2 separate regions of the Mus musculus genome follow, and region 2 is linked to region 1. Evidence: chromatin loops called from intact Hi-C (ENCODE). Cell type or tissue: heart. All regions are shown on one strand. Links, peaks and the distances in the headings refer to the core of each region. The heading gives the core; the rest is flanking DNA. Region 1 holds the start of Sfswap (splicing factor SWAP). Region 2 overlaps Mrps17 (mitochondrial ribosomal protein S17).

Region 1 (8,910 bases), core at 314-8,313:
CAGACCATCTTGCAGGTCAGACTGAAGCCAAGTAGTTTTTTTGTTTTTTTGTTTTTTTTTAATTTCATTTTATTTTAGTGTTTGTTTTTAGTTTTTGGAGACGGTTTCTTTGTGTAGCTCTGGCTGTCCTGGAACTTACAGACCAAGCTGGCCTTGAACTCACAGAGATCGGATTGCCTCAGAGTTCTGGATTAAAGGTGTGTGCTGCCACCACCCAGCTAGGACTGCTTAATTGTGCATTCTTCTTCCCTTCGATTTAAACCTAAACTTCCTGCCAGTGGCCCAAAGATGGAGTGGGTGGGTGATACTTAATACTGACGGACAACTTGGTAGGCTCTTTAGTGGCCTGGAAGACAAGCCTCTATGAATGCCTGGATAACTGAAGTGAGAAACCCCAGCTTCCCTGTCTGTGGGTGGCACTATCCCCACGGGCTGGGGTCCCGGACTTCATAAAATGGAGAAAGTGAGCTGAGCACAGACTTACCTTTCTACCAGCCCCTCCCCGTCAGCGGCTCCTGAACTTAAGGAACAGCATTGGTGGAAGGGCTCTCTAACAGGTCTGAACGGCAAACGTGGCTGCACCTGTAGGTCTTGCCCACCCACCTTCCTTCTCCCCTGCTAAAGCATTAGATTACATTTCTGGAGCTAGCCACCAAGGTCTGTTCTTTTATTTGGCCATTTCCCCATGCTTGACTAAACCACCAAGGTCCTGCTGCAATCAAAATTCATTATTTGACTACACTGGATAACATGTTCAATCAGGATTTACCATGCTAACACAGACTTCTCTTTCTCTCTCTCTCCTTTTGAAAACCATGCCTGCAGAAACACTCGTTGCTGTCTTGTCTGACCCAAAGGCAACCTCCATCTCATCCCCACCCCGAAGACACGATTGCCCCTCCAGAGTAATAAATGTCTGTTGTGCTGAGAATCTGGTGTCTGGATGTGCTCTGTGCTGACTCCGAGGCCCCCTTACACTCACTGGGGATAAGGAGAAGGAAGGAAATTTAAACATAGTTGTTAGGACCTAAAAATTGTTGTTGTTATTATTCTTTCCCTGAGGCTTAGAGCTCTCAGAAAAGTGAGGGAAAGGCAGGAGGGAGGCGAAATTAATTGTGAAGATTTGAGATAAGCTCCTGTCTTTACCTCAGAAATAAAATTCTCCTTTGCCAGCCAGTGAACAGCCACTGCCTCTGGCTGGGTTCCATTTCATTCATCTCTAAACTGAGCTGTCAAAATGCCACGCTGAGGAAGCGAAGCCTGGGACACACTGCAACCAAGGCACTTTTATTTTAAGGTGGTTATTTTATTTAAGATGGTGGGCGTTTGTGGTGATGCAGGTTTCTGAAGGCTGGGGCGGGAAGATCAAGGTCACCCTAGGCTATTTTCGTCGAGACCTCCATCTCAACCAAACAGCAAAACAGGATGTTGGGACTTAACTGAAGTGCTCGACTAGCATGCACAAAACTCTGGGTTAGAGCTCCCTGCCCCAACACCATAGGTCAAGATCCCTTTGGAGGGGTCGAATGACCCTTTCACAAGGGTTGCCTAAGACCATCAGAAAAAACAGATAATTCTATTACGATTCTTAACAGTAGCAAGATTACAGGTATGAAGTAGCAACAAAAAATAATTACATGGTTGGGGGGTCACCACAACATGAGGAACTGTATTAAAGGATCCAAGTGATAGGAAGGTTTAGAAGCATTGACATGCTTCACTGCATCTGTACTTTTTGATGTCAGAAGGTCACCTATGTATATACCAAGCTTCCTTTGAAATAGGTGACAGGTGGCACATTCCGGAGAGAAGCAGCCTTAGCAAGCTCTAAGGGCGTTGTTTAATCTGGGTGCCTCTCAAGTTGGTGTTAAACCCAAGTATAGGGCTAGGGATACAGTTCCATTTGTAAAGTGCCTGCCTAGGACATATGAGGCTCTGGGTTCCATCCACAGAACCGTATAACCAGGCGCACTCCTATAATAGCAGCACTCAGGAAGTAGATGCAGGAAGATCGGAAGTTCAAGGTAATCCTTGGCTACATAGCAAGTTTGAGGCCAGCCTGGGCTACATGAGATTCTGTCTCGAAAAAAAAAAAAAGCTTCGAAGCTGCAGTTTGCCCATGGAACTTGTAGTTCTTATGTACACATCAACTATGTGTACCACTAGACAGAGTTCCAACCTCCTTGGATCAAGACTAATCTATGAGTCCAGGTCTTCTTGGTAATTTTACATACTAGAGGTTTTCTGATAAAGCCAGCCAGGATCCCGGAAGATAAAAACAGGGCAGTTTCTGTTGAGATTTCTATATTAGCTTGTAACTTTCCCCTGTCCAAATGAACAAACAAACAAACAAACAAACTCAGAGAACACAACATAAACAGGGCAGTTTCTGTTGAGATTTCTATATTAGCTTGTAACTTTCCCCTGTCCAAATAAATAAATAAACTCAGAGAACACAACATAAATTGTGGGACTTGATCCAGGAGGGCTTGCCAGTGGTGGCTTCCAGGGTCCCGGAAGATAAAAACAGGGCAGTTTCTGTTGAGATTTCTATATTAGTTTGTAACTTTCCCCTGTTCAAATAAACAAATAAATAAATAAATAAATAAACTCAGAGAACACAACATAAATTGTGGGACTCGATCCAGGAGGGCTTGCCAGTGGTGGCTTCCAAACACAGAAGCCACAGAGGCCACAACAGCTCAAAGTGGGGTTCATTCTGTGTGTGCTAGCTAGCAGTATGTCTCAAACGGGTGAAGCAGAAAACACTCATGCAACAAGCTACAAGAAAGCAAATTTATTTTCCACAAATAAAGCCCACAGGACAACACAAGCCTAGATCGCATTGTGAGCCAGTCAGCCAGAGAGCAAGCCAGGCAGTAGTGGCGCACGCCTTTGATCCTAGCACTTGGGAGGCAGAGGCAGGCGGATTTCTGAGTTCGAGGCCAGCCTGGTCTACAGAATAAACTCAAGGACAGCCAGGGCTACACAGAGAAACCCTGTCTCGAAAAAAATTTAAAAAAAGGACCAGAGAGCAAGCCGCCTGGGGCAAGAAGTAACAGTGTATGCACCAGCTATATCACAGATGTATGTGGTCCCAAAAGGCAGCCTGCAGGTCTTTACCTAGGGGATCATAAGTCACTGACTTATAGTGTAAAAGGGCATTGGGTTCTTAGGGAAGACTTAGATGAAATTCAAATAGCCTGTATGGGGGTCAGAGAACAACACTGGATGTCATTTCTCAAGTGCCATCTCAAGTACATCTAGTGTAATATAGGGCCTTTCACTGGCCTAGAACTCACCAAGTAAAGCAGGTTAGATGGCCATGGAACCCAACACCTCAACCTGTCTCTACTTCTAGAGCACAAGGATTATAAGCAATCGCCATCACACCCAGTACTTTTTGCATGGGTTCTGGCAATCAAACTCAGGTGCTCATGTGCGTAAGGCAAGCACTTATCAACTGAGACATCTCTGCTGGTGTGTGTGTGTGTGCGCTGAGTTACTTTACATTAAAAAAAAATCATTAAATGAATTTTGGCTTGAGGTTAAGACAAAAATTCCAACCGTTTCTTTTTTTTTTTTCCCAACTGTTTCAAAAGTAGACACAAACATTTCTGCAAAGCAACCTTCTCCACATCATAACTATTTTACTTAGTATTCGTTCTGGTGTACTATGTACATGTCTGTATGTGTGTGTGCACGTGTGTACACAAATGCATATGGAGGCCAGAGGTCAACATCAGTTGTTTTTCTAAATCACTATCCACTTTTTAAAAACCTAAGTTATTTGGGGAGGGAGGGGGGTGTCCGTGGCTGAGAAGTTCTTCTCTCCTTCCATCCAGTCGGACTTGATCTAACTCGAGTCGCCTACACATATACACACAAAATAAGTAAAAATTAAAAAAAAAATTAAAGTTAAATGTCACCCCGGGGCACTAAGCAAGACCCTATCTTGAAACTAAAACAAAAAGGGCTGCAGATATAACTCAATGATAGTGTTTTACCTAGCAATGATATAACTCAATGATAGTGTTTTACCTAGCAATGGTGAGGCCCTGGGTCCATGTTCAGAACTGAAAGGGGGAAAAAGAAAATCAAGCATCTGGGTCAGACACCAGAAAAAACTGCAGCCCTGCAGACCTCACGTCGATAATACTAGCATCTTAACTGAGCTAGGACAGTCAGAGTTCGAGTCTAATTTGGATCACAGTGACATCCTGTATTTTAAAAAGGGAAAGGGAAAGAATCTGCTCCCCAGAAGGAAACAACCCGTAGCGCTGTCTCCTAGCTGGAGTCTTTCTCCGCCACTGAAGCCCGTAGCCACTGAAAGCCCGCCACTCCGAATATTTAGGGCTCACAAGTCCTGGAAACGCCCTCAGTCAGGCGGCCAGGGCTAGGCTTCCTAGTGATCTAAAAATCGGGCTGTTAGAAAGGAGCAAACTGTCTCACTAGGACGGCAAAGACGCGTTCCCAACAAGATCCCCACTTGTCTCCACACCTGGCGGCCGCCCTCCAACGACAGTAGAAGTTGGCGCGCGGCCACCAACCGCGCTTTCGTCACATCCTAGGAGGCCTCCAAAAAATGGCAGAAATAAATTTCTTTCCATAAACACAACTTACCATCGCAAGATCAAGTTGGACAACGAAAACTAACATCTACTTAATTTTTTAGCGGCTCAAACAGCTTGCGGACGTGGCGAATCTACCACTCTCACCTCCGGAAAGAGCGGGTTTCCTACCGGAAGTTGCGTCTCCTCCATTTTGTGGCTCGCTATGGCGGCTGTGTTGAAGTTGCGAAGAGGATGCGGCGCCTGTGACTGAGTGGGTAGGCCAGGCGAGGCATCGGGGACGTTGTTCGGCCCAGCAGCAGACCGTCCCGGACGTCGGGGACGCTGTCATGTACGGTGCCGGCGGGGGCCGTGCCAAGCCGGAGAGGAAAGGCGGAGTGAAGGAGGAGGCCGGGCCGGGCGGCACCGGCACTGGGGGCAACCGGGTGGAGCTTCTGGTTTTCGGCTATGCCTGCAAGTTGTTCCGCGACGACGAGCGGGCTTTGGCCCAGGAACAGGGACAGCACCTCATCCCCTGGATGGGGGACCCCAAGATCCTCATCGACAGGTCGGTTCCTCCCCCCACCCGTCGACCCTCCCCTCCCTCGCCCGCTTGATTTCGCCTGATGTTGACTTGATGGCCGGGACCGAAAAAGGGGGTTTTGCGGAGCCCGGGGACTCGGGGGGCCTCCCTGCCCCCCACGTTCCCCGGCGTCCGGGGGGAGGGGACGGTGAAACCGGCCCTAAGGCTCCGGCCAGAGCTGGCGCCTCCCCGTCGCCGGAGGGATCGACTCTGCTCCCACAACCCCTCGAGCCCGGGCTGCCGCTGGCGACTCAGCGCGGGTGGAAGCTGTCCGGGGCCCGCCCGCCCGCGCCGTGGGGCGGGTGCCGCTGTCCCTCCGCTGGCTGTGCGGGGAGGGAGTCCGGGAGTGCGCTTTTGTTCCTCCGAAGCGCCGCACGCCGAGGCCCGTGGGTAGAAGCTTCTTTTGGACCCCCCAACCCCGTGAGGTAGCCTGAACCGTCTCTGGCCGGCTTGACTTTTGGCGTCCGGGCGAGCCCTTCCCCGCGGTTATTGCGACCATTTGCCCAACCGCGGTAGTGGGTGAAGTTGCTGTCTTGTTGGAAGCCGGTCGACCCGTGCGGACCTTGCTCTTAGGGGGTAGCGTTCTTAGAGCTGGTTTCACTGTTTTCTAAAGCCGAAGGGTGGAGCTGGGTTTATACCTTTGTGTTGGTTCTTTTCAAATCACACCCACTGAAGGGTGCCTGGAGTTGAGGGTAAAGGGGTGGGAACGTGAATTTCTGATGGTGTTTGATTTGAAAAGGATGGCATTACATGATTGGGTGTTTTGCTCCCCACCTCTCTCCTCATTTTTTCCATCTCTCTTTCTTTCTCCACCATCCCGGGTTTGGGTATTTGTCCTTCCGTTGGGCGATATTGCTTCTGGGCCCAGGACTAACTGTGAGCAACCATTAAGCTGTGGCGTGGTTTTCTCCAAGTGAAGTAAACCCATCGTTTGAGACAAGTAAAACTGGATGCTGCAAAGACTTGGAACTTGCATGACTGTAGGGATTACCTGTGAGCTGGCCAGAACGGACACGGTTAATGACCAGTAGGCCTTTCCGATCCCTTACGTCTCCATTTGGGGAGAGATCTAGGAAGAAAGGACTTGTGAAGGGAGTGTTGCCTATCAGATCGGCTCTGGATCTGATGGTCCACTCTGCTGGAAGGTGCTATGCCTTTGAACCTCGCTCGGTTGATAGCCAGTGATGCTGCTTCCCAGGCACTCGTGGGGATGTGTACTGTCAAAAGTTGGGCAAATGCTGAAACCTCTACTCCGTATGCAGTTTCCATATCATTCTGTGCATGATATGAGTTAGACCTCCCAAAACCGGTGGGGAGCAAACACCACACATGTATATGTGTAATATTTGAAAATAATACATTTGTAAGTTAAGGAGGTTTACATCAAAGTTAAGCAGATTTTGATAATAAAATGAAACCGTTGGGGTTCCCAGGAAATTTTGGCCTTTTTCCTGTGGTGTATGTTTTCCTTCCTTAATTTGGTCTCCATCACAAAAGTCAACATTAATATATCATGCCAACTTTGGTTTGTCACTCCGAATTCACCTGTGCAACCTAAATTTGAGATTTAAATTGTTGTCTGGCAGCTGTACAGTGACAGCATCTCCATTGAGTCTTATGTTCAAACATAGCAGAACGTGCTCCTTATTCCTAAGTTGGTAAAGTGCCCATTGGTCTGCAACGATGTGTCTTCATCCTGGGACTTAAAGTTAAAGGGACATACTGATGCTGCGCCTTCCGATGGTTTTGCCGTGTTTGCAGTGAACCTCCTTAAACTGCATGTATATGTCACTGTTCCTTTGTATGTGTGTCTCTCTACCACATAACCCAGCACTTCTCTCCTCAGCCAAGTGGCTAGGGGCAAGCCTAGCCAAGATTTTACCTCCAATGGACGCAAGTTTCTTTGGTGAAGATCTCTCCTGAGAGTTCGGGACTAGCAGGAAGAAGCGAGGAAATTTCGCCCGTTTGGTTCTGTCGGATAGGTATTTATGGACTCGGTCTGTGTGAATGTAAGCTGTAATATTTAACTACTGAGAACAGATATTTTTTTTGCAAGTGGCATTGAATGGTTGACCAAAGCATACATGGTAAGAACTGCTAGCAAGGGGGTACGTTTTCTGCTCTAAAGGATTGTCTGCCTTTAGCTCTAAGTTCTGTTGTGCTGTAGAGAGGTGCTTAGATTTTGTTATGATTACTCCAGTTTAAAAGTAGGAGAGAGATGACTAGGCATATTAAGTATAAATCTGAAGCTTTGCATTTGTTTTAATATTTTTATTTCATTAGTTTAATTGGTAAGTATGTGCATAGAGTGTCACACACAACCAGCATGGGTGTAGACTTCCCTCCAGTGACCAGCCTGTTCACATTACAGATACGACGGGCGTGGTCACCTGCATGACCTCTCTGCGTACGATGCTGAGTACGCCACGTGGAACCGAGACTACCAGCTGTCTGAAGAGGAGGCTCGGGTAGAGGCGCTGTGTGATGAAGAGAGGTATTTAGCCTTGCATACGGACTTGCTTGAGGAGGAGGCAAGGCAAGGTACTGCTCAAGAAAGACTTACTTCAGCCACACCTTTTTAAAATTTTAAGTATTTAAAAAGTTACTCCCGTTCATTTTTATACTCACTCTTTCTGATATTATCTTGACAGTACCCAGTGGATTGGAAAAACAGGAGTCTTTGCGTTCTGAGAGGACCTCAGGATAGTTTATATGTAGAGCCACAGAGAATTTTCCCAGCTTTTGAGGGCAGACTGGGATTTGAAAAAACACAAAAACAAAAAACCAAAAAACAAAACTCTTTAACTGTTCTTCTTTAACAGTGTTGTATGAATTAAAGTCGATGTTCTTGTCTTTGCCTTAGTGATCTTTAATACAGTTCTTAATCCCAAAGTTTCCTCAGCAGGAAGAAATTTCCCATAAAAGACGTGTATTCTTCTATCTGTGGGTAAACACACACTGGCAAAAACTACGTGCCAATAGATACCAAGTGTCATTTCCAGAAACGTTTTCTCCTCAAAAAAAAAAAAAAATTGAAAAATATTTGAAAAAGTGTATTGTATGGTTCACTGATAGCTGCACTCTAGAAGTGTATGAAGTTTTTCTCAGTAAACTTCCATTTTTGTTAATAAGAGTCTCATTTTTATTCAAGAGGAAGAATACAAAAGATTGAGTGAAGCGCTGGCGGAGGATGGAAACTACAGTGCCGTAGGGTTCACTTACGGCAGCGACTATTATGACCCGTCAGAGCCCACGGAAGAGGAGGAGCCTTCGAAGCAGAGAGGTGAGGGGAAGGAAGGCCTGTCCCTGGTGGGCAGTGACCACAGCACCACCGTTTGGGACACTAGTGAGGGCCCTTTTTTTTTCTCGTCTTTTTCGAGATAGGGTTTCTCTGTGCAGTCCTGGAACTCACTCTGTAGACCAGGCTGGCCTCAAACTCAGAATCCCACCTGCCTCTGCCTCCCAAGTGCTGGGATCAAAGGTGTACGCCACCACTGCCCGGCTTGGGCCCTTTTCTTATTGGAGCAAAGCTAGAGACTAGGCGCTGAGCTGTGAGTAGAGTGGAGAGACAGGACCTCTGATTTTGATTAGTTGCCTGGACCCAGTGGCTTCTCGCCTGCTCCTCTTAGGGTGAATCTCACTGAGTTCCCCATCATGGGATCCTGCTTCTGCACTGAACACACATTCTTCCTGTCTTAGTCATCGTGTCTTGACCAAGGCAGCTCTTAGAAGAGAAAGCAGTGAGCTGGGGCTAGCTTATAACGTCAGAGGCTTTTA
Region 2 (8,910 bases), core at 697-8,696, 220 kb after region 1:
ATGCTCCGCCGGCCTTGTGGTGGACTCCGGAGGTGAGCGAGGGTGTCAACCAGGTCTGGGTTCTGGGGGTCAGCAGTGCTGCGTCCCGTGTCAGTTTCCCTGGTGGTTTCGGTAGCGACTGATTCTCAGAGCGGCCCCGAGTCATAGTCTCGTCTTTCCTCTACAGGAACCTGGCTCACCGGCCGAGGTCTTGCCGTGAGCCCTTGTGTGTACAGTAGCAGGCTGTAACTGAGACAGACAGCTGCAGTAAGTGCTGTGGCCTCGAGATCGTGCCCTGGTAACGACAAGGAATCAACACCGCAGACTCGAGAGTTGAGCGCTTCAAACAACCCCGTTTATTAGTAATACTCCCTAACCCGGGACCAGTTCCAAGAAAGGTTACCAAGTGACAAGGTGTTTCTAAATGGTTACAGCACAAATAATAGTGGGTAAAGAGTAAATAAGGTGACTTGTCTTCTAGTGAGCTCGTAGGTACCTGTAGGTAGAAGAGCTTTGCTCTGTAGAGCTTCTGTGATCAGTAGCAGGGGAATTTTTCCGAATGATTAAGTTAGCTGGTCTCTTAACTGCTTATTTTCCCACTGTATCCTTCCTCATTTGGATAGAGGGACTCCAGTGTGACCAGTTTACTTGTGTGCTTACACACTAATAGTTCCTCGAAACACTTGTGAGCAGGCCATGTTATTCCTAACTTTTCTGTATAGGGAATATGAGGGTTAGATCCATTTTCTACTTTGTAACTATTATAAAGATAAGACCTTTAAGGACCTCTGGCCTGGCTGTTTCAGAAAAGTAGAAAAAATGACTACTGGACACAGGCATTGCTCCTGACAAAATTCACTTGATAAGCTCTAACCATCTGAAGGCTAGTTTAAATGGGGTATTGTGGCACCAGCCTGTGTATAATTTCAGAGGATCCCCTGTAACGGGTGCTACAGAGGTTTTGAGCCACCATAAGGGTGCTGGAAACTGCACCCAGGTCCTCTGGAAGAGCAACCAGTGCTTAGCTGCTTAGGTATCGCTCTAGCCCAACTCATGGGAGGCTAATGTAGAAACATCTCCCAATTTAAGGCAAGCCTGGGCTACCGTGGAGAAAGGTAAACTTCAAAAAAATGAAACAAAGCCATTGGTTTGTTAATGGATAGGGGAAAGGGGGCAAGACTGTGTCTTAACAATGTTAAGCTTTGAGGGTATTTTCTTGTTTTATTTTAGGTGCTTACAGACACATAATGTCAATAGTCCGTTCATCCGTCCACGCCAAATGGGTTGTGGGGAAGGTGATTGGTACAGCCATGATAAAAACGGCTAAAGTAAGAGCGACCAGACTTGTTTTGGATCCCTACTTACTGAAGGTGAGGACCAACACTTGTTTTAAAATGCCATCGATAAAGTTACCAACATTCCACTGCAGCTGTTCTCAGCCTGTGGGTCGCGACGCATTTGGGAGTCACATGCCAGATGTTTACATTATGATTCATAACAGTAGCATAATTATGGCTACGAGGTAGCAATGGAAATCATGTTATGGTCGGGGGTCACCACAGCATGAGGAACTGTATTAAAGGGTCGCAGCGTTAGGAAGGCTGAGGACCACTGCTTTAGGGTCTGAGCGGAAAAGCATTTCCCTGTCCATAAAAGATAAGTTGAGCATCTGCAGCAATCTGCTATACCCACTGCTGACCTGTAGGTGTAACCGGGTTCATAGGAGGCTTTCAGGAGCACACACGTCATTCTCAGGTTTCCTGTAGTGACTAGCTAGGCAGAACAGCACGGGAACAGGATAAACTCTTAACCCCTTCTTCCCAGGTTGCCATAAGTCATCCCAGTAAAGAGACATTTGAGCCGACCCTCCAGTACAATTTTATTCCTTGACCGGGTAGCAAGAGTCTTTCCACCATTGATGAATACAGCTGTGATAGGGCATGGCCTCCTGCAGAAACAGCAAGTGGTTTTAAGGAATCAAGGACAGTTGCTTTGTTGCTCTGTTTTGTTTGGGGACAGGGTCACTCTATGTAGCCCTGGCTGTCCTGGAACTCAATATGTAGACCAGACTGGCTTTGAACCCACAGAGATCCACCTGCCTCTGCCGTCGGTCTGCACCACTATACCTAGGAATCCATAAGGACCAGCTTAAGGAGTGAGGCAGGGGATCCTGCAAAACCGTGGAGTAGAAACAATAAAGAGCTGAACTAGAGTGACAGCAGTGGGAGTGGCGTGGGCAAGGCAGACCTGGGCAAGAAGGGATGGAGCTGTGGTTTGTGAGATGAATAGGGAGAGGGGCAGCTTCCCGGAGTTGTTTTTCTGTGTGTGTGTGTGTGTGTGTGTGTGTGTGTGTGTGTTCTTTTTGCATCACAGATCCCAGATGGGAGTTACTGATCTGCCACTCTCCTTCCCTCCACAGTACTTTAATAAACGGAAAACCTACTTTGCTCACGATGCCCTTCAGCAGTGCAGCGTCGGGGACATCGTGCTCCTCAGAGCTTTGCCCGTCCCACGATCGAAGCATGTGAAGCACGAACTGGCTGAGATCATCTTCAAAGTCGGCCGAGTTATCGACCCCGTCACCGGAAAGCCCTGTGCAGGAACTGCCTACCTAGAGAGCCCCCTCAGCGAACCTCGGGAGGAGCTCAAGGTCTCCTGAACCCAGGAAAGGAGGAGCCAGAGGCATTTCTGTCTGTGTGTTTTGCTCAATGGTTTTCATTACTGTTTCTCCTGTGACATTAAAAGTAGTCAGCAAAGTAAAGAGCTTAGTGCTCCATACAGGGTTGCATCCTTTTTCAGATTCTCTGAACTGAAGGTACTGATTACTCTGTATGCCTAAGGATGCGGCATCATTTTGTGAGCTCTCTGTCCTGGATCGTATGTATTGTCTCATTGTTCATTGCCTCCCCCAAAGAAATCTTGGACTGAGCACCTTTGTTTTGAAAGAAGAAAACCTTTTGATAATGACATAAAAGGCTAAACTTAGTTTTGGCAGCTTGATTTTTCAAAATTTATTGTGTGTGTGTCCACAATGCCTGTGTGGGCACACCTGTGCCACCACACACACACTGTGGCAGCCAGAGGACAGCTTTGTGGAGTCCGGTCTCCTTTCACTCTTACGTGGTTCCCAGTAACACACCTGTACCCACTGAGCCATCCTATTGACACTGAGTTTTAATGATTCATATTCAAAGTAAATTGGCCTGTTTTGTTGTGTTTTGGGAGACAAGGTTTCTCTGTGTAGCCTTGACTGTCCTGGAACTTGCTCTGTAGACCAGGCCGGCCTCCATATCAAAGGCCTAGCCTCTGCCTCTGAAGTACTGGGATTTAAGGTGTGTGCCACCACTGCTGACTAGTAAATTTAAATTTTTTCCCCCTTATTTCACCAACTTGCAAGGAGAAATGTTTTAAATGCTGTAAAGACTCTTACTGTAGAAACTTTGGCCTATATATTTCAGTTTTCTGACTCCTAGAAGGAGACTTGGATTTATAGTCCTATCTCAAGCACTAGGCAGCTGGGATTAGTAAGTGTATCTCACAAGGCCTAGTTTACTAGACGATACCAGTGATGATCATCAGGCTCCCAAAGTGGAGAGGGACCCATAGGTGCCCTTAGGACAGATAGGACCCATGGAGAGACCAGATAACTTCCTGAGGGAGGGAGGGAGGGAGGGAGGGAGGACCTCAGGGCCTCTCTGCAGACTCAGGAATGATGGGTATGGAGAAGGCAGTTCAAACAGGAAAGTGTGAAGTCCTAAATAACATGGCCGGTGAAACTGGAGAGATGGCCCAGTAGTTAAGAGCTCTTGGAGTCCAGAATTACCTCGCAAACTACACGAACACCAATCTCAGTCACACAGGGAGAGTTTATTGAGCATATACCCCAGGACTTCAGGAACTGAACCATGACCCCATGGTAAGAGCCTACAGGATTTTTAAGCCCAAAATCAACAGCCAAGTTATTTTACCAATCAGGATTTAGTAATAGGGCATTTCCTTAGGAATACGTCTTTGTTGTACACTTCTGTTTCCATTGGTTGAGGTATTCAACTGTGGCAGGAGACTTGCCTTGTTTAATATTCATGGTCTAACCTGTCTACCAGGATGGGACTTGTCTAACAGTCCTGACTTAACTTGCCATCCAGGGTGTCAGTTACCCACTTACATGGCTCTTTCTGCCAAGTAAGATGTCAGTTCCCAGGGAGGTTCTGGGAACTTAAATTTTACTTGACCACTACTCAAAATGGAAGTTTTAGTCCAAATCATTCCTTATATTGGTACAGATGTCTCTTGTCTTGGGGTCCATCCCAGGGGCAGCTTACAAAAGCAAATACTATAAAAGTGTATAGACAGGTGCAGGGGGTGCTGCTGGGTGGTTGGTCTGAGTCCAAGCTTATTGTGGGTAACTATGCAAAACAGTTCTACTGACTTCTATCCTGATTGGTTCCCAAGGGCCCAGAACACAACAGAATATGTAATCAATCTCGGTGTTAGAAAGGTTCCTAATAACAGCAAAACCATTTGAGAAAGTCATGACAGCAGGCAGGCTAGGGCTGGAGAGATGGCTCAGCGGTCAAGAGCACTGACTGCTTGTTCTTCCAGAGGTCGTGAATTCAATTCCCAGCAACCACATGGTGGCTCACAACCATCTGTAATAGGATCTGATGCCCTCTTCTGGTGTGTCTGAAAACAGCTACAGTGTACATAAATAGGTTTTTTCTTCTTCCTTTTTTTAATAAAAAACTAATGGCAGGCTAGCCAAGTAACTGCTACCTAGGCCTTAACAGGAACACTGGCTGCTTTTGCAAAGGACCCAGGTTCAGTCCTCAGCACCCACATCGCATGGCAGTTAACTGTTAACTCCAATTCCAGATATGGCGCCGCCTTCTGTTCTCAGTGAGCACTGCATGCATGTAGTACACAGACATGAGACATGCCAGCAAAGCTCTCATGCATAAATAAAAATCTTTTTTTTTTTAAACAAAGCATAACCAGGAATTTTTAAAGCAGAAGAGAATTGCTAGGGCAGTTTGAACATAGGTAGATATTAGAGAAATAGGATAATGAATTTTTTTAAAAGGTTATCAGAGAAAATGAGGGTAAAGGTAAGCAGCACCAGTATGAAGAGCTGCATGGAGTAAGATGCAGGGCCGGGAAACTGGCTTTTAAAGACTGATCCCAGGCCTGGGCAGTGGTGGCACACACCTTTAATCCCGGTACTCAGGAGGCAAAGTAGGCAGGTAGATCTCTGGGTTTGAGGCCAGCCTGGTCTATAGAACAAGTTCCAGGACATCAAGGACTACATAGAAAAACCCTGTTGGGGGTGGGGAGGGGGAAAACAAAAGCCTGATCCTAAAACATAAACACCTTGTACAGAGAGGTGGGATAGCTTATGTTACTAAGGGAAACTCTTGACTTGGTGCCAGGATAGGTCATGGGAAGGGAAGCCTTTTAGACCAGTGGTTCCTAAAGCTGCAACCCTTTAACACAGTTCCAGGTGGGCATCTCTGCAGACCCGCCTGGAGACGATAGAGGAATGGTGTATCAGTTCCTACAGACCTTTGAGCCCCATGGGCTGAAAGCCCGTTTTAGAGCATCTGGGTCTCTGGCAGTGGGGTCTATGTGATCCTCTCAGCACATCTCAGGTCTCCATCTCCAAGCGTCTATAAGATACTTGACCAATTGATGTGCATGCTGATGCATCGTTTTCATTAAAGTTTCTTGGGCTTGAGCTACAGTTCAGTGGTAGAGTACTTGCCTGGCAAGCACAAGACTCCAAGGAGAACATGATGGTGCTCACCTGTAAGCCAGCAACCTTGCCACCAAGCCTGACAGTCCAAGTGCATCTAAGTTCCTGGGACACACATGGTATAAGAAAATACCATAATAATAAATAATAAATGTAATTTATAAATTTAACTTTTTTAAAAACCAGGCATCAGGATATGGGTCTGGTAGTGTACCCCTTTAATCGCAGCACTCAGGCAAAGTGCAGAGGCCAGCCTGGTCTACATTGTTGAGTTCCAGGCCAGCCAAGGCTACATAGTGATTCTCAATCTTTCTAATACTGTGACTCTTTAATACAGTTCTAAATACACGTATGTGGGTGTGTCTGCCTGTGGCAGCCCACCTGAAGAGGATAGAGGAGTCCTGTCTCAGTTCTTAAACCTAGCTTCATCTTCGATAGTTGTCTTTGGAAACCTCTTTGAAAAGATCATTGGACCAACTGCAATGGCATCCTGACCCCCACAGGTTGAGAACCACTAGGGCCTTGCCACACCACCTCCAGTAGGATCTGTGTGACAAATTCCACAGACTGAGGCGATTGACCTCCTGGAATTGGCTGTGGAACTCTTTAATGGAGAAAATATATTGAGCCGTAGTTCTCATGGCAGTCTATCTGTTTTGTTTTCTCTTATTCTTTTCTTATTTACACATTCCTGGTAGCCTAAGATGGGGGTCACTAACATGACCTTATCCCCAGGGAAACCAACACTTTACTTTCTAAATCATTTACAAAACTTGTATGATAAAAACTTTCCCAACAATAAAATTTCATATGGCTACTTGTGTGTCATCAGAGGTGGATTTTGGTATATGGTAAAGAAAGCCTTAATTAGAAAGATTTAAAATAGTTTAAATTTATACATTGAAGATTATAAAAAATCAGGCACTAGATGTTAAATAATAATTGACCATGGGGCTGGAAAGTTAGTTCAGTGGTTAAGAGCACTGACCATTAAAGATTTATTAACCTGCTCCTGGAAATATGTCACTAGCCTTGGACGACAGCCCCCACTGTATACATCCTTTTAGAATTGTTATATTTTGATGATTTACATTAATAATGATGTTATCTGTTCTGTTGTGATCCACTGAACACATAGTTTCAGAGTTGTAATGCTTGGATGATTTTTTGTGCTTTACTGTGCCAAATGATTTTTGTTGGTTTCTGTGATTGTTTCACTGGATATATACTTTCTAAGAGATATAATGTTTGTTTTTTTAATGTATAAAATCCCCTGCTTGAGAGCTGCAGAATACACTCAGATTCAAACTGCCTCTGTGTTTGTTTCTGTTTGTCACCACCAAATCCTTACCCACCTAGCTTCAAGAACCCTCATTCCAGGGACCCCCCCCCCCATACCTGAGTGGGGTGATCCATGGCAGGGCCTAAAGCCACTTGGGTAGTGGCATACACTTATTTTTTTTTAAATTTATTTATTTTATGTATATGAGTACACTGTAGTTGTCTTCAGACACACCAGACAAGAGCGTCAGATCACATTGCAGATGGTTGTGAGCCACCATGTGGTTGCTGGGTTTTGAACTCAGGACCTTCAGAAGAGCAGTCAGTGCTCTTAACCACTGAGCCATCTCTCCAGCCCCCTACACTTATTTTTTTAATCAATTAATTTATTATTATATCTAAATACACTCACTGTAGCTGTCTTCAGACAAGCCAGAAGAGGGCATCAGATCTCATTGCAAATAGTTGTGAGCCATCATGTGGGTGCTGGGATTTGAACTCAGGATCTTCAGAAGAGCAGTCAGTGCTCTTAACCCCTGAGCCATCTCTCCAGCCCATGGCATACACTTATAATATAGCACTCAGGAGGCTAAGTGCTGAGCACAGCAAGCCCAGGCAACTTGGTAGAACCTATTTCAAAAATAGATTGAAGATGCAAGCTCATTAATAGAACACATGCCTAACATATTCAAGGCCCTAAGTACAGTCACCAGTACTTAGGAAGGGAGGAGAGCACTGGACTAAAGAACTAATGAAACTTTAGAGCCAAATGGCAATGGGTTTGGGGGTGGGGAATACAGGAAAAATATGGCCTAATGCTAAGGAGCACAAAAGCAGAGTCATCAAAGAAATGCATAAACGCCAAGTTTGCATTCCAAGAGAGAGTTGAAACTCCTAACCTATAAAGTTGAGTCAAGTGCAATACTGCATACCTATGATCCCTGCACCGCAGAGACAGAGGCAGGAGCATTGAGAGTTTGAGGCCATCCTGGTCTGAATAATGAGGTCCAATAACTAAACAGCTTATGACGGCTCTGCAAGTAATCTCAACCCAGGAGTTTACCCTGAGATTACAAAAGGATTCCTGTCAGAACAGGCAGGACCCAAGGATGGAGTCGCATGAGGGGAACTCTGAATGCTTGTGAGAAACTCCAAATGAGTCTTGTAACCTCAGTTTCTTCAAAACACAAAACTTGTTCATAGACTGTGCTTCACACCCCTCCCAGGTGTAGCGAATCGCAGTGAGTTCACTCCAGATCACTCATTACTGCTTGCTGCTTTTATTATTTTTTTGCCACGTGTGGCTTGTCCTTATGATTACACACCTAACTCCTGTGGTTCTTCTATACCCTCAGAGTATAAATCGTCTGATGCTCTGAATAAACGCTATTGCTTGAGACTTTAGTCCGCCTCGTTTTTAGGCTCCATTCTCCCAGGTTCAACCCCGACTCAAGAGCGGTAAACAGATTACCATCAGTTTGAGGCCGGACTGGGCGCCACATAAAGACCCTGTCTCAGCTAAGTTGAGAAATGAAGGATCTGTATAAAAAAGGCAGGGCTCACCGACGCTTGAAGAGGCCCTGCCCGCAGCAAGTCACATATCTGCCTCCCACAGTTGGGTCTACAGTTTTATGGACCGCTCTCAGCCTCATTCACATTCAAAGGAGTGCCTCTCCCAGTCTGAACCGCTCCTCCACCACCCACAAGACCAGACCCTGTCATTTGTCCAAATTCTTGTTAGAAAAACTGTACCCATGGGGCTGGAAAGATGGCTCAGCGATTAAGAGCACTGGCTGCTCTTCCCGGAGGACCTGGGGTTCAATTCCTAGCACCCACATGGCAGCTCACAACCTCCTGCAACTCCAATTGCCAGGGGCTCCACCCACACTCTCACACAGACA

Evidence for each region. Peaks named below come from ENCODE experiments on the same cell type or tissue, not always from the same donor. Only the 100,000 strongest peaks of a DNase experiment are listed, where the experiment ranks them.
Region 2: it touches region 1 in a loop (2.5-fold over the local background); 3 of 42 quality-filtered maps call a loop at or near these places.

The regions. Positions count from the first base shown.
Region 1 is chr5:129,496,479-129,505,388 of GRCm38, forward strand. It overlaps Sfswap (splicing factor SWAP), which reads left to right and starts at 4,753. Exons shown (of 18, transcript NM_172276.3): 1 at 4,753-5,118; 2 at 7,505-7,674; 3 at 8,285-8,416. The coding sequence starts at 4,901. Gm34468 (a long non-coding RNA gene) reads left to right here. Exons shown (of 3, transcript XR_377099.3): 3 at 826-939. Gm40332 (a long non-coding RNA gene) reads right to left here and starts at 4,748. Exons shown (of 3, transcript XR_868547.2): 1 at 4,624-4,748; 2 at 4,042-4,076; 3 at 3,772-3,870. In heart, for the core only: CTCF peaks have their summits at 4,520 and 4,720; DNase peaks (open chromatin) are centred at 4,523 and 4,763; H3K4me3 peaks cover 2,701 bases; H3K27ac peaks cover 1,974 bases; H3K27me3 peaks cover 1,432 bases.
Region 2 is chr5:129,715,518-129,724,427 of GRCm38, forward strand. Mrps17 (mitochondrial ribosomal protein S17) reads left to right here. Exons shown (of 4, transcript NM_001356959.1): 1 at 1-32; 2 at 167-246; 3 at 1,210-1,349; 4 at 2,399-3,177. The coding sequence starts at 1,227. The coding sequence ends at 2,638. Among named protein-coding and RNA genes, the nearest start is that of Mrps17, 4.5 kb to the left of the region's middle. In heart, for the core only: CTCF peaks have their summits at 1,681 and 4,870 (motif pointing left); no DNase peak of the experiment used is centred there; H3K4me3 peaks cover 383 bases.